3 separate regions of the Homo sapiens genome follow, and all the other regions are linked to region 1. A link is a loop called in an ENCODE intact Hi-C map of the cell type or tissue named here. Cell type or tissue: chondrocyte. All regions are shown on one strand. Links, peaks and the distances in the headings refer to the core of each region. The heading gives the core; the rest is flanking DNA.

What was found. A loop is a pair of places that touch in the nucleus more often than their neighbours do. Peaks named below come from ENCODE experiments on the same cell type or tissue, not always from the same donor. Only the 100,000 strongest peaks of a DNase experiment are listed, where the experiment ranks them.
Region 2: it touches region 1 in a loop (2.4-fold over the local background); 9 of 110 quality-filtered maps call a loop at or near these places.
Region 3: it touches region 1 in a loop (4-fold over the local background); 2 of 110 quality-filtered maps call a loop at or near these places.

Annotation. Positions count from the first base shown.
Region 1 is chr6:39,879,915-39,885,308 of GRCh38, forward strand. It overlaps DAAM2 (dishevelled associated activator of morphogenesis 2), which reads left to right. Exons shown (of 25, transcript NM_001201427.2): 15 at 4,048-4,155. Among named protein-coding and RNA genes, the nearest start is that of DAAM2-AS1, 15 kb to the right of the region's middle. In chondrocyte, for the core only: no CTCF peak of the experiment used is centred there; a DNase peak (open chromatin) is centred at 2,920.
Region 2 is chr6:39,819,575-39,824,968 of GRCh38, forward strand. The region is part of intron 1 of DAAM2 (dishevelled associated activator of morphogenesis 2); the gene reads left to right. It overlaps LOC124901487 (a long non-coding RNA gene), which reads right to left and starts at 237. Exons shown (of 2, transcript XR_007059917.1): 1 at 123-237. RefSeq lists an enhancer at 4,586-5,146. In chondrocyte, for the core only: no CTCF peak of the experiment used is centred there; no DNase peak of the experiment used is centred there.
Region 3 is chr6:39,414,723-39,420,116 of GRCh38, forward strand. KIF6 (kinesin family member 6) reads right to left here. Exons shown (of 23, transcript NM_145027.6): 15 at 5,226-5,281. Among named protein-coding and RNA genes, the nearest start is that of KCNK16, 95 kb to the left of the region's middle. RefSeq lists an enhancer at 2,128-2,628. In chondrocyte, for the core only: no CTCF peak of the experiment used is centred there; no DNase peak of the experiment used is centred there.

The sequences.
Region 1 (5,394 bases), core at 210-5,209:
CATCTTCCTGGGGGAAGCTGCACACACTGGCCTCATGTCTGGACCAGCAGTGAGAGATCCTCATGAGTATTATCCACTAATAATCACCAATCCCAGAACCACAGGTAGGGCTTGATTCCTCTATGGGACTCCCATGAGCATAGAGTAGAGACGCCCTTGGTTGCATTAGACCTCTAGCAATCGAAGGCCAGTTCCAGCCTGGACCAAGGCCTGCCTCTGGTTCTGCACAATGGCAAGTCCTATTAGGAGGACTAGGAGCTTTGTCCTTGAAGTAAAGACCTGCATGGTAACTGGTTTCAGTTAGGTTGGCTCACTGGGATTTGAAGCTGGGATGAATGGATTCCACACTGACCTTTATCCCATGGGCCTGTTGGACTGGCTCTTGGGGAACTCATAACTGTACCATGTGTTTGAGCTTCAGTGAGCTCAAATGCAGAGTCAAGTGGGAAGAGATGCAAGATTGCTAAGTAGGTGGTCAGCTATCTGCCAGGGGTCTTCTCCTAATGGTAGACCAGCTAGCCTGTCAATCTGAAGTCTGCTTTTGTAAAGCTTTGTGCTGGGGGCTATGATGGATAGTAATAAAATGACATTGTCCTCTCAGAGCTTAGGATCTGCCAAATTAGGAAGCATGTTCAAAGAAACCCCTAGAGAGCCTGAGATGAGTTAAGGGTGAGGTTCTAACCAAACCAGGTGTAGCTTTAGCGGTACAACCTCTGTAAATCACTCAACTTGTCTGTAAGTCAGTTTGCTCATGTGTGAAATGATCTCAAAAATTCCCTCTGCCTCTGGCTTTATAATCTAGGTGGAAAGATGAAGCATAAACACAGTCCATTTGTAGTTTCCCGGGCCTCTGATAACATCTCCAATCTGAGTTACTTAAGCTTTAGAGCCACCTGTTAGCAGCATTCAAAGCAAGATTGTTGAGGTTGGTGACAGGTGCACTGCACAGTTGTGCCCTGTGGGTGCTCTGTGGCCATGAGGTGAGCCAGAAAGACAAACTGCACATGAGTAGGCCAACCGCTCTGCAGAACGTGCAGAAAGGTTCATTGTTCATGGTCAGAAAATAACATTTTGTATTGTGGTAAAAAGAGAAATAACATTCTGTCTCCTATTGTCACAATTTATAATGTAAGATTTTAAAGATGTAATAAAAAGTTATGCACATCAATAATGAAGGAAGACAGCTAAAGCAAGCAATATTTGTGCAACATTTTCATCATATGAAGCTGTGTGCTCAGGAGTTTCTCTGGGTCCAGTAATAGTAAGGTCTATACAGATTGCCCAGGGGCCCAGAGCAGGCCAGAGTTTCATTTCTAGACTGGAGAGTGTGGGTTTGTTGGAATAGACAGTGGGGGATATTTGGAGAAGTAGAGCAAGGTGAACGGTCTTTGAATAACATTTGAGAACTTATCACCCCAATGCCAAGCTTTTAATTGTGTGACGGGCAGGTTATGGAATCATTTGGACTTCAGGTTCCTTATCTGTAAGTGGGGCAATAATAATGTCCATCTCAAGAGATTGTAGCCGGGTGCGGTGGCTCACGCCTGTAATCCCAGCACTTGGGGAGGCCAAGGCGGGCAGATCACAAGGTCAGGAGTTTGAGACCAGCCTGGCCAACATGGTGAAACCCCATCTTTACTAAAAATACAAAAATTAGCAGGGTGTGGTGGCGCACGCCTGTAATCCCAGCTACTCTGGAGGCTGAGGCAGGAGAATTAAACCTGGGGGGCGGAGGTTGTAATGAACCAAGATTGCACCGCTACATGCTGCACTCCAACCTGGGCAACAGAGCAAGACTCCGTCTCGAAAAAAAAAGAGATTGCTGTGAGGATTAGTTGATTTCCTACATACAAAGTACTTGGAACAGTGACTGACACATAGAAAGTCTTCATATAATAAATAGATTATTATTAGTGGCCCTACCATGTATGTTTGAAGTATGTTATCTCACTTCTCACGTCATCTCGGTGAGGTAAAAAAAATCATGGAGACTCAGTTTCCTTTTATGTGACATGGGAGAAAAATCTCATCCCTCCATCTTCCCACAGTCCCACAGGATGGCAGGGCTGGGAGCGTCAGCCAGCTAGGCCCGCCTGACCCCAAAGGCAGTGCACCACGGGGGAAACATAATGAAACATGCTTTTGAGAAAGCTTTCCCTGGCATGTGAAGGATATCTCCAGCGGGCAGAAGTCCCAGGAGTCTAGACTAGAGATGATGGGCTCTTGGCCAGAGTGGTGGGAAAATTAAATTTGAAAATTATGCAAGGTGGGCACATCAGGGCGACGCGGTGAGTGTCAACATGTAGGGAATATTAGGAACAGACTTACCGCTCTCTGGCTCCAGACCTCAGTTATACCTCCTCGAAGAGCCTCAAGTCCTTCTGGCAGATGCTGGAAGCTGGGGGTGGGCTGGGCAATGTTTGGGAAGAAGTGAGAGAGAGAGAAAGAGCCCGAGCTTAGTCAGCTGTCTCATGGGAAATTCTTCCCGTGTGAAGCAGCCAGCTCTCTCGCTGCAGCCCGTTTCTTCTCACCCCAGCCTCACCAAGAATAGAGAAGGATGGGAAGCTTTACCTCTGCAGGCTTCTCTCTTCCCTACCTCCACGTTGGTCCTAGCTGCAGAGGGAGGCCTCCCTGCAGATCAGACTGTGGCTGCACACTGCTTCAGCCAGCGCCGTCCCTGCCTTCCCTGATTCCATTCCCTTCTCATCTCTCTGCCTCCCACACCCCTTTCCAGAAGCCCGACGCCTCTCCTAGTCCCTTCCCCTATCCCACGTGTGCTTCTGTGAGCGCACACACACACACACGCACACACACACACATACACACACTCATACACAGTGGTTGTTTCTGCCATGAAAAGAATGCATCTGTGTTGGGGTTGGCCAGCTGCCTGTATCCCTTGCTGCTCCAAGCTTCCCAGCCGGCATTCCACAAGAGGGTCCCTGGCCTTCAGAAGGCCACAGGAATGTCCCCACCCCCTGACTCTGGCCTAGCCTCCCCTTTCCAGAGTTTAAGAAAATAACAGTGAGTGAAAGGTATGTTTCTCTCTCCAAGTCTTTCTGAGGGGGGTTGTAGGGAGGAAGAGGAGGCATTAAACAAGGTTCCCCAGCTGCGCTCTAGGTAGAGGAAGGCAGAGAGATTCTATGCTGAAGGACAGCAAAGCTCTAGATGAGGTGGGGATTCCTGAGAGGGGAGGGTTGGAACACCCTGTCAGGAGCTTGGCTGGCTGTGCTCTGGACCATCAGCAGGGTGCTACGAGACTGCCAGGGCTTTTTTTTTTTTTTTTGGCTTGACTAACAGCCAGGATCCAGACCCTAGTGCAAGGGTCCTACACAGAGATGGGGCAAGGCCTAAATGGAGAGACCTTGGAATGTAAAACCCTGGACATATCCCAGTTGTAAAGGATGGTAACACCTTCCCTGGCTCTGACCAAAGGGAAATTGTGGCAGAGTCTTGCTGGTCTCAGCAGTGTCACTACAGGTGCCAGGTCCCAAACTTTGGTATTTGTCCACTTTCTGAGAATCTGGGAAAGTGGGAGGAAGACCCTTGGGAAAGAAAACAACCATCTGAGATACATAAATACAGTCCGTGCTGCAGCTTTGAGGATCCAAAATATGTATGGCTTTAATCTTCCAATGATGGCTGCCAAGGACAGGGGTGACTCCAGGCAACCTGCCCTTTAGGGGGAGTGGGCCTGTGTGAAGTACCCTGAGTGCAGCTTCTGACTTTGCTTTTGGAAAAAGTGAAGTGGACCCCCTTTCCTACTGCCTACCCATCCCCCCAGCACCCCCCATGATTTCTAGAACATGTTTACATGTGGCTCCATGCACAAGGGAGGAAAAGGGGGTTGTCTCTGGCCTCTACCCTGGAGCAGAGTATTCAAGAGAGTTGGAGGTTGAGGGGAGCAACCGACTACCTTCTGAAGGTCTGAAATCCTGGTCATCTTAGTATGTGCAGTTGGGAGATAAGTGGGGTTAGGGAGGCATGGAGCATCTTCATGATGGAGTTGGGCCAACCATGGGATCTTCTCCCTACCCTGAATTTTAGGAGCGTGTCCCTGGCACCGTATGGAATGAGATTGATGACATGCAGGTATTTCGGATCCTGGACCTAGAGGATTTTGAAAAGATGTTTTCAGCCTACCAGAGGCACCAGGTAAGACCCTATACCCTCTGGCCTCTTGGACCATACCCTTGAATCCAAACCTCAGCTTCTCCTTTTCTTTCTGCCTGCCTGCCTTCCTTTCCTTTCCTTTCCTTCCTTCCCTTCCTCCATCTTCCCCTTCCCTTCCTTCTTTCCTTCCTTCCTCACATGTATACTGAATGATTTTATTCTTTATGAGGTGATGATTTTATTCTTGCTGAGGATGTAGGTATGAAGTAGAGGTGCACAGACCATAGGGGGAAATATGCTTGTATTATGGTTCATATTTATACACCAAGTATTGAAATGGTGTTTTGTCCATTTCTCTCTTCCATCCTGGAGCATCGGAGGTAGAGTCGCAAGGCCTGACCACTGTGGACCCTTGCTGTCTTTGGCCCAGGATTTAGGGACTAGGCTTAGAAGGCATAATAACTTCTCAAACCACTTTTCCACCACATTTTGTCTGTCAACACCTCTATGAGACCGAGCAGGGGATGTTGCCTTGCAAGGAAGGCAGAAGGTGCTGCTCCATGTCACTCAGGGGGCTGAGGCTGAGGCTGAGGCTGGGGCTGGGCCTGGGCCTGGGCCTGGGAAGGCCCGGGGAAGCCTTGGATATTGCTCTCAAGGCTCTATGTGCAGGTGGCTGCCAGCAGTCTGGTCTTCCAGTCACAGAGAAAGTAGGGGGTGAGTTGGTGGCAGAGCGCAGGGTGTTCCTGAGGTGGGAATCTGAAACTGTGCCGAGTATCTGTGGGGACTGCCAAAAGGGTTGCTTCTCAGACCTCATCCTGGAATGTGATTCGGGAGATGAGTTGGGGCCCAGGAATCCGCCTGGTAACTAGCAGCTAGGGGCCTTCCCTCTAAGTCCATTTGGGGAATGACCAGCTTAGAAGCCTCAGGGAATTGCTTTATCTCTGGCCCGCCCCAGAGGGACTTCTCCCTCTTGGGGCTGGGCTACCATCTTCCTTGTTTTCTTTACTTAGCCTGGGATCTCAGTCTTGAGGGTTTCCCTGGGTGCCAATGAGTGGGTCCTGGCAATGGCTGGCTGTTGTGGCCTGGCTCCCCACTGAGCTGGAGAGGTTGCCCTAGCTCACTTTCTGCCCAGCCCTGATCTGTGGATGACTGAGGACACATGCAGCCGCTCCTAGGGCTCTGGCCAGATGATTGCTTATTTAATTTAAATGTGGGTGCCCACAGCATCGGATTCTCTACTCCTAATTCCAGGAGGCATTTTTAACCCCATGCCCATGTCAG
Region 2 (5,394 bases), core at 145-5,144, 60 kb before region 1:
AAAAGTGAAAAAAAGATGCTCAGTTAATTAGCATACAATGTGATGCTACCTCTAACAATAGACTTTGGATGATGTCTTAGTTCAAGCTGCTCTAACAAAATACCATAGATTGGGTGACTTACACAGCAAACGCTTATTTCTCACAGTTCTGGAGGCCGGAAAGTCAAGATCCAGGCACTGGCAGATTTGACGTCTGGTGGTTCAGCCTTCTCACTGTGTCCTCACATGGCAGATGGGATGAGACAGCTCTCTGGGGTCTCTTTTATAAGGGCATGAATCCCGTTCAGGGGAGCTCCACCCTCATGACCTAATCATATCCCGAAGGCCCCGCCTACACATAGCATCAGATAGGGAATTCTGCCTCAACCTATGAATTTTGAGAGGACACACACATTCAGTCCATAGCAACGGGCAAAGCTTGTGAGAGCACAGAGGAAGGAGTTTTTAATGTTCAACACTCTGCTCGTGGGGGTGGAAGCCTCCATAGCAGCACTGACAGTTTAACCTGGTCTGGAAAGATGGCAAAGACTGCACAGGTGGAGGGAATGGGCATCCTAGCCTGAGTGAGTGGCAGCGTGCTGGAGAGGCTTATGGAAACCTCTGGTAATCTGGCCTGGTGGCTGGGTGGGGTGGGTGGGACCATGTGGGGGAAGCTGCGGAGGGAGCTGGTGATCAAATTAGGAAAGGTCTTGGATAATCTATGAGGAGCCTGGACTTCGCTGAATTTTTCAGTTACCAGGTTTTAAAAAACTTTTTATTTCAGTTTTTGGCTGAAAGAAGAAGCTATTATTTTAATTTTATTTAAAACCTGCCTGTGGATCTATAATAGGCAAAACTTAACTCAAATAGATTTAATCATAGCCTTGCTGCACTGTCCTGTTAATTTTGCTACTCTCCTTCCTCTTAGAGCTTCCACGTAGAATACATTTATCTTCTCGCTCTAGTCTCGTCTTGATTGAAATATTGGAGTGAGAGATAGAAGGTGGGATCTTTATTTTTTTTTCTCTGTATACAGAATAATGCCTATTTTAGAATGTGGAAAATACTAAAAACTATAAAGATGAAAAAAGAAATTTACCCTCTGGACAAGGTTGGTAGAAGATGAGTGGTTGAGCTCCAGTAGAATCAGTTTTGTTCAAATCCTAATTTTTTCACATATTACCTGTAAGACCTTGGCAATTTACTATCTCCAGGCCTCAGTTTCCTCATCTGTAAAATGGGAATAATAATCACAATACCTACCTCCTAAAGTTCCTATTGGGACTAAATCATTTTCTTCATGCAAAGCACTTAGGAAAGTGCTGTGTACATAGCAAATAATTAATATTTCTTATGGGTTATTGCAACACCCTCTGGGTGAGTTCAGCCCTAGAGGAAAGTAGGTGAGTTCCCTTGGGGAAGGGTCTTTCTGCCTCCATGTTCTACATCAGGAAAGTGGAGAAGCTTGTCATACCACAGGATGAGGCTAGTGCCGAGTCACAGACTGGTGTGTGTTCAGAGTTTTTCCCTGGAGGATGCTAGCTTATCCTCCCTTGCTCCTTCCTTTCTAGCATTTCCACCCACCTCGGGCTCTTGGGGCAGGCTGTCCCTTTAAGAAAGAGAGCCACACATTCTGCTCCTGACAGTGGCCCTGCCTCCCTTGCTAGATACCTTGCTGGGCTGTGGTTGGGACACTCCTGGGCTGGATTTTAGTACTGAAGCCTCCAGAGGAGGGGGCACTGCTTCAAATCAAGCACACCCCACCCCAGGAATCCATGCCCACAGAAGGACTCCCTGTCTGCAGCCCCCTGCTGTGGCCCTGGGCTCCCAGCACCCAGCTCTGGGACATCAGAAGATAATTCTTGAGGACTGAGCTCAGGATTCCTAAAAAGAAAGTTGGAAAATAGCTGGATAAACTTGGTAAGTGAAAGAAAGCCGCGTTACATCCTCTTCCTTGGATTGTGGATTGCAGATTTTGGGTTGAGTTCTGGTGACTCTTGCCAGTGGTATCTGATGGGCAAATGTGAGAAGGAGGAGACAGAGGTGGGGACTGGGATCCCCAGTGGGTAGCGAGTCTTGAACTTGGGGATAGCCCCCCACCTTATCCTGGTGGTTGTCAACCTTGAGGCAGGGAGCTGGGGGTTGACATCTGAACATAGCTGGAGCCTGGCCCAAGGAGTGAAGATCCGGGAGGGGCAGATGTCAGATTTCTCCCTCATTTGGGAAAAACAAAGTGTGGTCAGTGAGTGCTGTTTGTGAAGATGCCAGAGACCAGTGACATTTGCAGCCTGAGGGTGAAATGAGTGACCCTGTGAGTGTATCTCAGGAGGAGACTTGGACCAATTCCTCTTCTTCCTATAGGGTCAGGGGACAGACCAGGCCTGGGCCCCAAGAAATCTGCGTTGTCTCCTTGGATTGAGGCAGCTGCCCATGAGCAGCAGCGGACAGTGTCGTAGTGGGAGGAGGCAGGTCTGCCAAGGGCAGGGAAGAATGGAGGGCCTGTTACTGCTGAAGCCTGGGAACGCTGCCTGGGGGGAGGCCCACGCTCCCCAGAGCTGGAGTGAGAAGGAATGGGAGGAGAAGTCTATGCAGCAGGGGGATGGGCTCAGCCAGCATCCCCACCCTCTGCAGAGCAAATGCCCCCGTCCCATTTCCTGTGGCATGGACACAGGTGAGCTTCCTGGCCTTGAATGCTCAGGTACAGTTTGGAGGGCTGGGGTCTGTTACAAAGAGGTGGCCTCCCATGGAGGAAGCAGGAAATGCTAGAAGCCTCAGCCCCTGGCACTCACCCGAGGGTTTCCAAATCAGAGACACTTTCTGCTAAATTATGCTTCAACAGATGTTTTCTGTGTTCCTACTTGTGCCAGGCTTTGTGCTGGGGATTTACCAAAATATAATATGGCATGGTGGAATTGGGAAGGTGTGCAGAGCTGGAAAGATATTTTGGATGTGAGATTAAAGCCATTTTTGAAAAGTAACAATAATAGTTACCATTTATTCTGTACCTTGAATGCACCAATCACTCTGCTAAAGGCTTTGCATCTCCTTTAATTCTTGCAGTAGTTTATTGACTTGTGACTAATTTTGTAGATTTCAAAGATTAAGAAACTAAGGCTCAGAGATTAAGGACCTTTCCTTAAAGATGCAGGGCTGGTAAATGGCAAAGCCAGGATGAACCTCTTAAGTCGTCTAACCATTTATTCATTTGTGTGTTCAACAAAGTTGAATTGCTGGCCTACTGTGTGACAGCCATTGTAGAGGGCACTCAGGACACAGCTGGGACAGGGAAGGGTCCAGGGCAGCCTAACTCCATAGCCTGGGTCCTCACCCCCAGCCAGAGCCCTTCACACTGGGCCCCAGAGACCCCTGGGAACATTGTGTGATTGTTTTCTCCAAGGTCTGAGACTCTGCTTGAGAATGTGCTTTTCCTTGAGAAATGTTTCTTTGTTTTCATTTTAATAATAATACTGTAAAAATTGGAGGCATTTATTCTGAATCATCTGAATGACCACCATATAACCTACTATTGGCATGCGATTTTAGTCCCCAGGTTTGTGTTTCTGTGCAAGTTGGCACCGAGTGGTTTCCTAAAATGATAGTTTTTAACTTTCAATGCTTTGTTTCTCAAACTGGGCTCTACACTGTGTGCTTCAAAGGCCCAAAGATTAAGAAAGGCTACATCGACAGATTCTACTGCAGGAAGGGAGATGTGCAGTATGGGTGTCCCAAGAGGAAATGGTTCAACATCCTCCTCTCCTGGGGGGTGAAGAAAACTGAGGAGTTCAGGTTGGGGCAAAGCAGCTTGGGGGTTCTGAATCTTCCAACCTGCTGGTCTCCAAGCTCAGGATGGACCTAGGCCAGAGACTCAGAGAGGAACAGGCAAGTCAGGAAAAACGAAGACTCTTGAGTTCAGATTGGTGTGCTCTGCTCTGACATAGCATCTCTGACCTCAAGCAAACTTGCTCCTTTCTGGGCCTTTGCAGATGGGACGACTTGTGCCGGGAAGGGGGAAGTGTGGGGCCTCCCTGGAACACTGTGTGACTTCCTCCCAAAGAGGGATGTTTTGTGGTCATTCAGAACTTCTGACCTTTCCTGAGGCCCAGCTGTTAGGTGAGAAGGCCATCGCATGATCCCTGGTGTACAGAACTGTGCATGTGACTTGTGCCTCACCACCCTGGGGGCATCCAGGGCTGTATCATGCTAGCCTGGTGCTTTGGCCCTTAGATGGGGCTGGGCAATCAGCATCCTTTCTGGATCGGATGTCCTGCCAGTCTTGGAGGCTGGAGGCAGGAGACTGAGGACCCCTGCCTCTCCATCCTCTTCCACCTCCTTTCCCTCCTCCCCCTGCTGGGGTTTTGGGTCTTGCTGTCATCTCTGCTTTTGAATGATGCTCCATTGTATCTCCACTCTCTGGTTACTGTCCCTCAGCTGGGCCCTGGGTGGTCATTCTGGTCGTCTTTTCTCCAGACTCCACTCTACCCTCTTCTGTCTTGTACATTAGGAGTCAGTGAACATTATCTGCAAAGGTCTTGATAGTAAATATTTCAGCTCTGGGGGCCTTCTGTGCTACACATTAGTAATTTGTTCCTAATTTTATCTCCTCAAGCGCAGGAGTCAATAGAACTTGGCTATCTCTGCAGCCTCCCCCGCCCCCAGTTCTGTGCCTGCTGGGCAGTAGGCACTCAGGAAGTATTGCTGGCATAAATCCCAATGACCTCTCCCCATCCCCCTAGAGCCCGTGCCCCAGCAGGGGGCATCTTGGGGTCTAGCTGTACCATTTTGGGAAATCAGGATCTGGTCACCTGTTGGTTGCTGTGGCATCCTGTAGCTAAATCCATCTCTGGCCCTGTAACCTGAACCTGCCCCAGGCCCTGTGCTCCAGGATCAAGTGTCCCTGTTTGTTTTGACATCCCCTGTGGGGCGTTAGAGATCCAGATTTCAAAGCAAGATTTTTTTCTAGCAGCGGTTGAAGGCCAGGCCCCTGCCAGCTCCTGGGCTCCCATGTTAGCATTTTCAGTTAATTAAGAAAACAAACCCCACATCCTTGACAGAGGTGGTTCTGCCAATTCAGGACAGAGAACTTTGCATCAGCATAGCATGCAGGAGAAGCTGGCCAGCTCCTGCAGGCAGGACAAGCTGAGGGAGGCAGATGTTTGAGCTGGAGAGGACCCACTGGTGCCTTCTCGGCAAGAGCAGGTTCCGCGGAAGTCGCATGGTTGGGAAGCCAGCTCCAGGCAAGGTCCAGAGCATGGAATTTCTGTTCCTCTTTCCCCATCCAGGGTGCATTTATCATGGGTGAGGGCCATGGGGAAAGGCCAGCTGGATGAGAATAGCAGGGGGAGACACAAATACTTTCTTGGGACTTGCCAGTCTTCCTCTCCAGAGCCAGGTTATCCCAACTGTCTAACTCCTGGA
Region 3 (5,394 bases), core at 145-5,144, 470 kb before region 1:
AAGAATCAGGGAAACTGAATAACAACTGAGAGAAATTTAAACTCAGAAGACAATGTCAAAGTCAGGTAAATGTGAATTTATGGAGATCATATATAGTGTTAAAAAGTTCTGGAGTTGGACAGAAATTCTAGTCTGGCCACTTACAAAGGCCATTTCACTGCAACTCATTGAAAAAAAAAAATCTGGCCAGGTGTGGTGGCTCATGCCTGTAATCCCAACACTTTGGGAGGCTGAAGCAGGTGGATCACAAGGTCAGGAGTTCAAGATCAGCCTGGCCAAGATGGTGAAACCCTGTCTCTACTAAAAATACAAAAAATTAGCCAGGTGTGGTGGTGGGCGCCTATAATCCCAGCTACTCAGGAGGCTGAGGCAGAGAATTGCTTGAACCCGGGAGGCAGAAGTTGCAGTGACCCGAGATTGCGCTATTGCACTCCAGCCTGGATGACAGAGTGAAACTCTGTCTCAAAACAAACAAACAAAGAAACAAAACCTATAAAACAGTGAAAATACCATATTTCATAGAATCTAAGACAATGTCAACTAGAAGACCAATCGCCAATACAGAGATTTTTAAAATGTAAAAAAAAAAAAAAAAAAAAAAAAGGCCAAATGGGACGGTTAAATACATCCCGACAACACAGATGTTAAGAGTGTAAAAACTGTGTCCTTAGAATCTGTGACATATATGGTAAAACCCACCTTACAGGTGTGTCTCCTCCCTGTGAGGATTAAATGAGATAACATAGGTCAAGTTCTCAGGCCAGCCTGGAGTAAGTGCTCAATAAATGCTGAAGGCTGCTGTTACTGCTGGTGTTGTCCTTGTAATTTGGAGCTGGCAACAAATAGTAACAAAAGGATATACTTGATCCGGGTCATCATAATCTAGCAAAACAGCCTGGATGTTGTCTTTTCCTTACTCCAGGATAAGTTACAAGAAGCAGACATGCAGGAGGTAGGTCCAAAAGTAAACCTCCAATGACGCTTAAGTACAGAACATGCACAGAACTGACAAATAGCAAAAACAGTCTGGTTTATTCTGCCGACAGAGACCCAGATCTGAGAAATGATTTTCCCAAATCCCAGATGTACAAGAGAAACATTTTTTAAAAGGGCATTGGTCAAATGGTGGGTTGGGGGGTTCTTTGAATTTGGAGTAGGGGGAAAAAAACTTCCAGAATATTTTGCTAGCTTTTCTAGTGTTTGTTTTTCTCTTTCTTTGCCTCTCACTAACAGCTTCTTCTATTACATTCCCCGTGATTTTTGAATTGATTGCTGAGTGCCTCACTAGTGAAAACCCACTGTGCAGCCTCCTGTGATGTGAGTTTTCATTTAGGCCTGGAGGGGTCTGTGGAGGGATGAAGAGGTGCCAAGAGGTGTCAGTCAAGCTCTTTTACCTGCCTGCAAGGCAGCTGTTTCAGGACTAGTCTGGAGTGGGCCTTAAGCCAGTGAACAGCCATTCATTGTCCTTTGTTGCCAAAGACAATGCTGCCAGTGGTAAAACAGTGATGATGTAAAAAAACTAATGCCTGGATTCTAGTAAGCAAAACCATGCCTGGCTTATGCCACTGCCTCTAAAGCAGTCTACTTCTTTTCCCAGTTTGGGCTCAGTGGCGTTTTTGGAGACATGACAGATGGAAGCAGGGTGTAAATGAACATGTGCGAAACCCCAGCCCATGTGAAGAAAAGCAGCCGAATGATCTTGTATATGGAACAGGTAGATACAATAAAAATGGCTCTCCGACAGAAACACAGACTCTTATTATTTTTCAGGGAGATTTTAAATTGGTTACTCCTCCCATTTCTTATTTCAACTTATTTCAACATCAGGATTGATGTAAATGGCGTCTAGAGAAAGACAAAAAGGAGTTTGTGGCAAGAGTTTATCTACCTAGTTGGGTTGGCTTCTTTTAAGAGAAGGAAATTATATGGAAGTTCAGACTGATTATGCCATATAAAAATTAGATATTATACAGCCACTACTAAATTGATAGCCTTTAGGGAGTTTTGAGAAGGAAGGCAGCTCAAGAGGCAGCTGTGGATCACAATGTCAGAGAAAAAACAAACTACCCGAGGAGACAGTGGCAACCTGAACTTTAAACATGTGGGCTGACTGGTTTGCAGTTCACAAATACAGCTTTTGTTTCTTCTCTGCAGGCCAATTACGTGTGTACCCCTCGGCATCTCAATCTTGCCTCAGGGTCCAGAGGCAGGATGTAGCCCAGTTTGGGAGTGGAGCTGAGGCACCATCCCGTGCAGACAGGGCAAATTCATGTCATGCTCCTGCCTCCTGCCTCCTAGATTCACTGAAGGACTCCTTGGGGACTGCAAATTCCATTTGATTTCATTTCTCCCTAAGAAAAATGCACTCACTCATATCCTAAATTTCCAGAAACTTGTGTCCTTCAAGGTTGCCTTGGAAATTTTAAATGTGTGTGCAAGTTCCACCTTCCTCCTCCTTAGTCCTAACCTGGTGTCTGAGATGTCGTGATGGCAGGCTACTCCCTGAGGTCAAGCACCGTGAGGGGGTATTCAGTAATACGGCTGAGTCTCAATGACCCACTCACCTGGGCCCCTTGGATTAGAGCACAATTTGAAAGATGGGTGGCCAGGAATGGGTCTCACTGTGGTATTTGCATAAAGTGAAGTGAAGACTGGCATTGGCTTTATAGGCATCACTGAATTAACTATGTTCTTGGCAGCAATGGAAGCTTGAATCTCAATATTGGTGTGAACTATGCTTGTTATTTTCTGGATAAAACAAATGTTTACTTGTCCAGATCTTCTCCTAGCATATCTGGGCCCTTTGAACATGAATTATAAGCAGACATCTTCTCTGGGCAGATCAAATGACAGCCCTCAGTTGGTTGGCCCTTGGCTCTTGGGCAGGAAACACCTGTGCAGATTTTAAGGCAGCCCCCAACCTGCCTAATCTTCAGAATGTGGCAAACTTGCTCCACCAACATACACGATTGCACCACAGTTATGGGGAATTTGTAGTTATTTCCATTGTACTCAGAGTGAAAAAACTAAGTATATTAGTATAGTCAATTGGTGCCTTCCATCATTAGTCTATTTCATTAATGTTGGAACGGTTTTATTTTGGTTTACAGAGTAAGATATTTTTTAAGAGCAAAAGTTTATATTATTTCTTAGGGAGAAACAGTTTATAAAAGGTCTTCTCTCTTATCCCTCCAAGGATGAAAACAGACCACTGGGTCCCTTGAGGTAAGAGGATGCTGACAAATTGGCCCTGGCTCCACTGAAGTCAGCTTCCTCTTTCCCTCCTTCTCCCCTTCAAGCCAAGTAGACTATCACTGCCCACTGTCTGGGACTGGGATGCCCCCCAGCAGAGTGTCTGCCTTCCCACCTGAAGGAGATCAGCCTAGGATCAATTTCCTTATTGGTGTGGGTGACTGGGCCCTCTGAGAATCAGATGAGCTATGGATGGACATAATCTTCAGAAAAATACAAACATTCCTAACTCCCAGTTTTTCTCATGCAGTTTTAGGATGTTCAGGAATCCAGGTCAAGAAAGGGGTTTGAAATCTTTTTTTGTGCCAGCGATCTTCTGGCAGTCTGATGACCTTACGGACCCCTTCTCAGGATAATAATTTGGTGCATAAATTAAAATACGCAGGCTTTTAAGATAAACCAATTATATTGAAATAGTTATCAAAATTGTAAAACCTTTTGTGATACAGAAATATCTATGTACTTTTATATAAATGTATTAAATAAAAAGATCTAATGGTGAGTCTAATAACCACTGTAATTTTGTACTGATAGCACAAAAGATATTTTACAACGTCTGCCCCTCTGTGATATGACATGCAGGCCTCTGTGACTTCCACTGGGTTCATCATTGAGGTGGTGCTAAGTTTCAGTTAGAGGTTAGTAGAAATACAGGGGCATTTCTCTCCTATCAAGATCCTGGACCTTAGGTCAAGAACTCCTGAGACACAAGGATTCTGAGTGTGGCTGTTGGCTGTGTCTCTGGGTCTGGCTGCCTCAGCCCCTTCTGTCTCAGGCCACAGAGGGGACTGTGGGGCTCCTGTTTACCGACCGAGACAAACTGAGGCTATCGTGATTTTTATATTCTGTTAGAAAAATTAAAGGGGGCACTCACAGTGGCTTCTGTCCTGTCCTCACTTGTAGGCGGAGAAAAGGGGGTAGTAAGAGAGACCCAGCGGGCCAGCTGTGAGCCAGTAACTGCTGCCTTCTCCAGCACAGAGGTGAGGCACAGGGATCGCCTCTGTGAAGCTGCCCTGGGCCTGGGAGATGGGTCTCTGTGGTATCTTTTAGTTTGGGATGAAAAAAACATTGTCCTCTTACTTTTAAAAGGATTTGAGGCTGGGTGTGGTGGCTCACCACCTGTAGTCCCAGCACTTTGGGAGGCCGAGGTGGGTGGATCACTTGAGGTCAGGAGTTCGAGACCAGCCTAGCCAACGTGGTGAAACCCCATCTCTACTAAAATCACAAAAATTAGCTGGGTGTGATGGCATGCACCCATAGTCCCAGTCACATGGGAAGCTGAGGCAGGAGAATCACTTGAACCTGGGAGGTGGAGGTTGCAGTGAGCTGAGATCACGCCACTGCACTCCAGCCTGGGCAACAGAGTGAGACTCTGTCTCAAAAAAAAAAAAAAAAAAAAAAGAGAATTCGAGGCACATTTTACTGAGTTGCCTCTTGCCTTAACTTCACCTTTGCAGGGGTACTCACCTAAGTGGGGAGCCCTCCGTGGCAGCCTCCACCTTGGGAAGGCACGATGGCTTGTTTTTGCTTCTTATCCTTCCACCAGCTTATTGACTGATGCTAAAATATCATACCTGTGCCAAATATGCTAAGCAGAAGCTTTGGGAGGTGTAAGAGTGTTTCCCCATACTTGAAATACGAAATGACGTCTCACTGTAACCGTGAAGTTATGATTAGCTGAGCTACTGCTGAAAAACACCAGGGAAAAGCACAACTCTCTGATTGGGATGCTGGAGCTCAGGTCTGCCTGAGGATGAAAAGTTCAAGTTCTAGACAAAAGAAAGTGCTTTTCCTGCTGGGTGGTGGGAGGGATCACACACTTCCTAGGGAAGGCTCTCAAAGCAGCTTCCTTGGCAGGGGCTCTCCTGAAACTGGCCATTTGGGGCTTCATGGCCATTTGGAGGCACATCATGACCTGATTTTCACCAGGAAAATGGTTTCTGAAAGAGGCTCACAGAATATCATCTGCTTACCAATTTTACTTCTTGCTTCATTTATACTTTCTCCCAGGGCCTTGGCTTCAGAAAATCTGGAGGGGAAAAAAATGAAAATTGTAGTTTTTCTGTTCATCCTACAAGATGTTTTAAAAATAATAGATTTCTTAGAGGTCACTAAAATATGATGAAACTTTATTGAAAGACA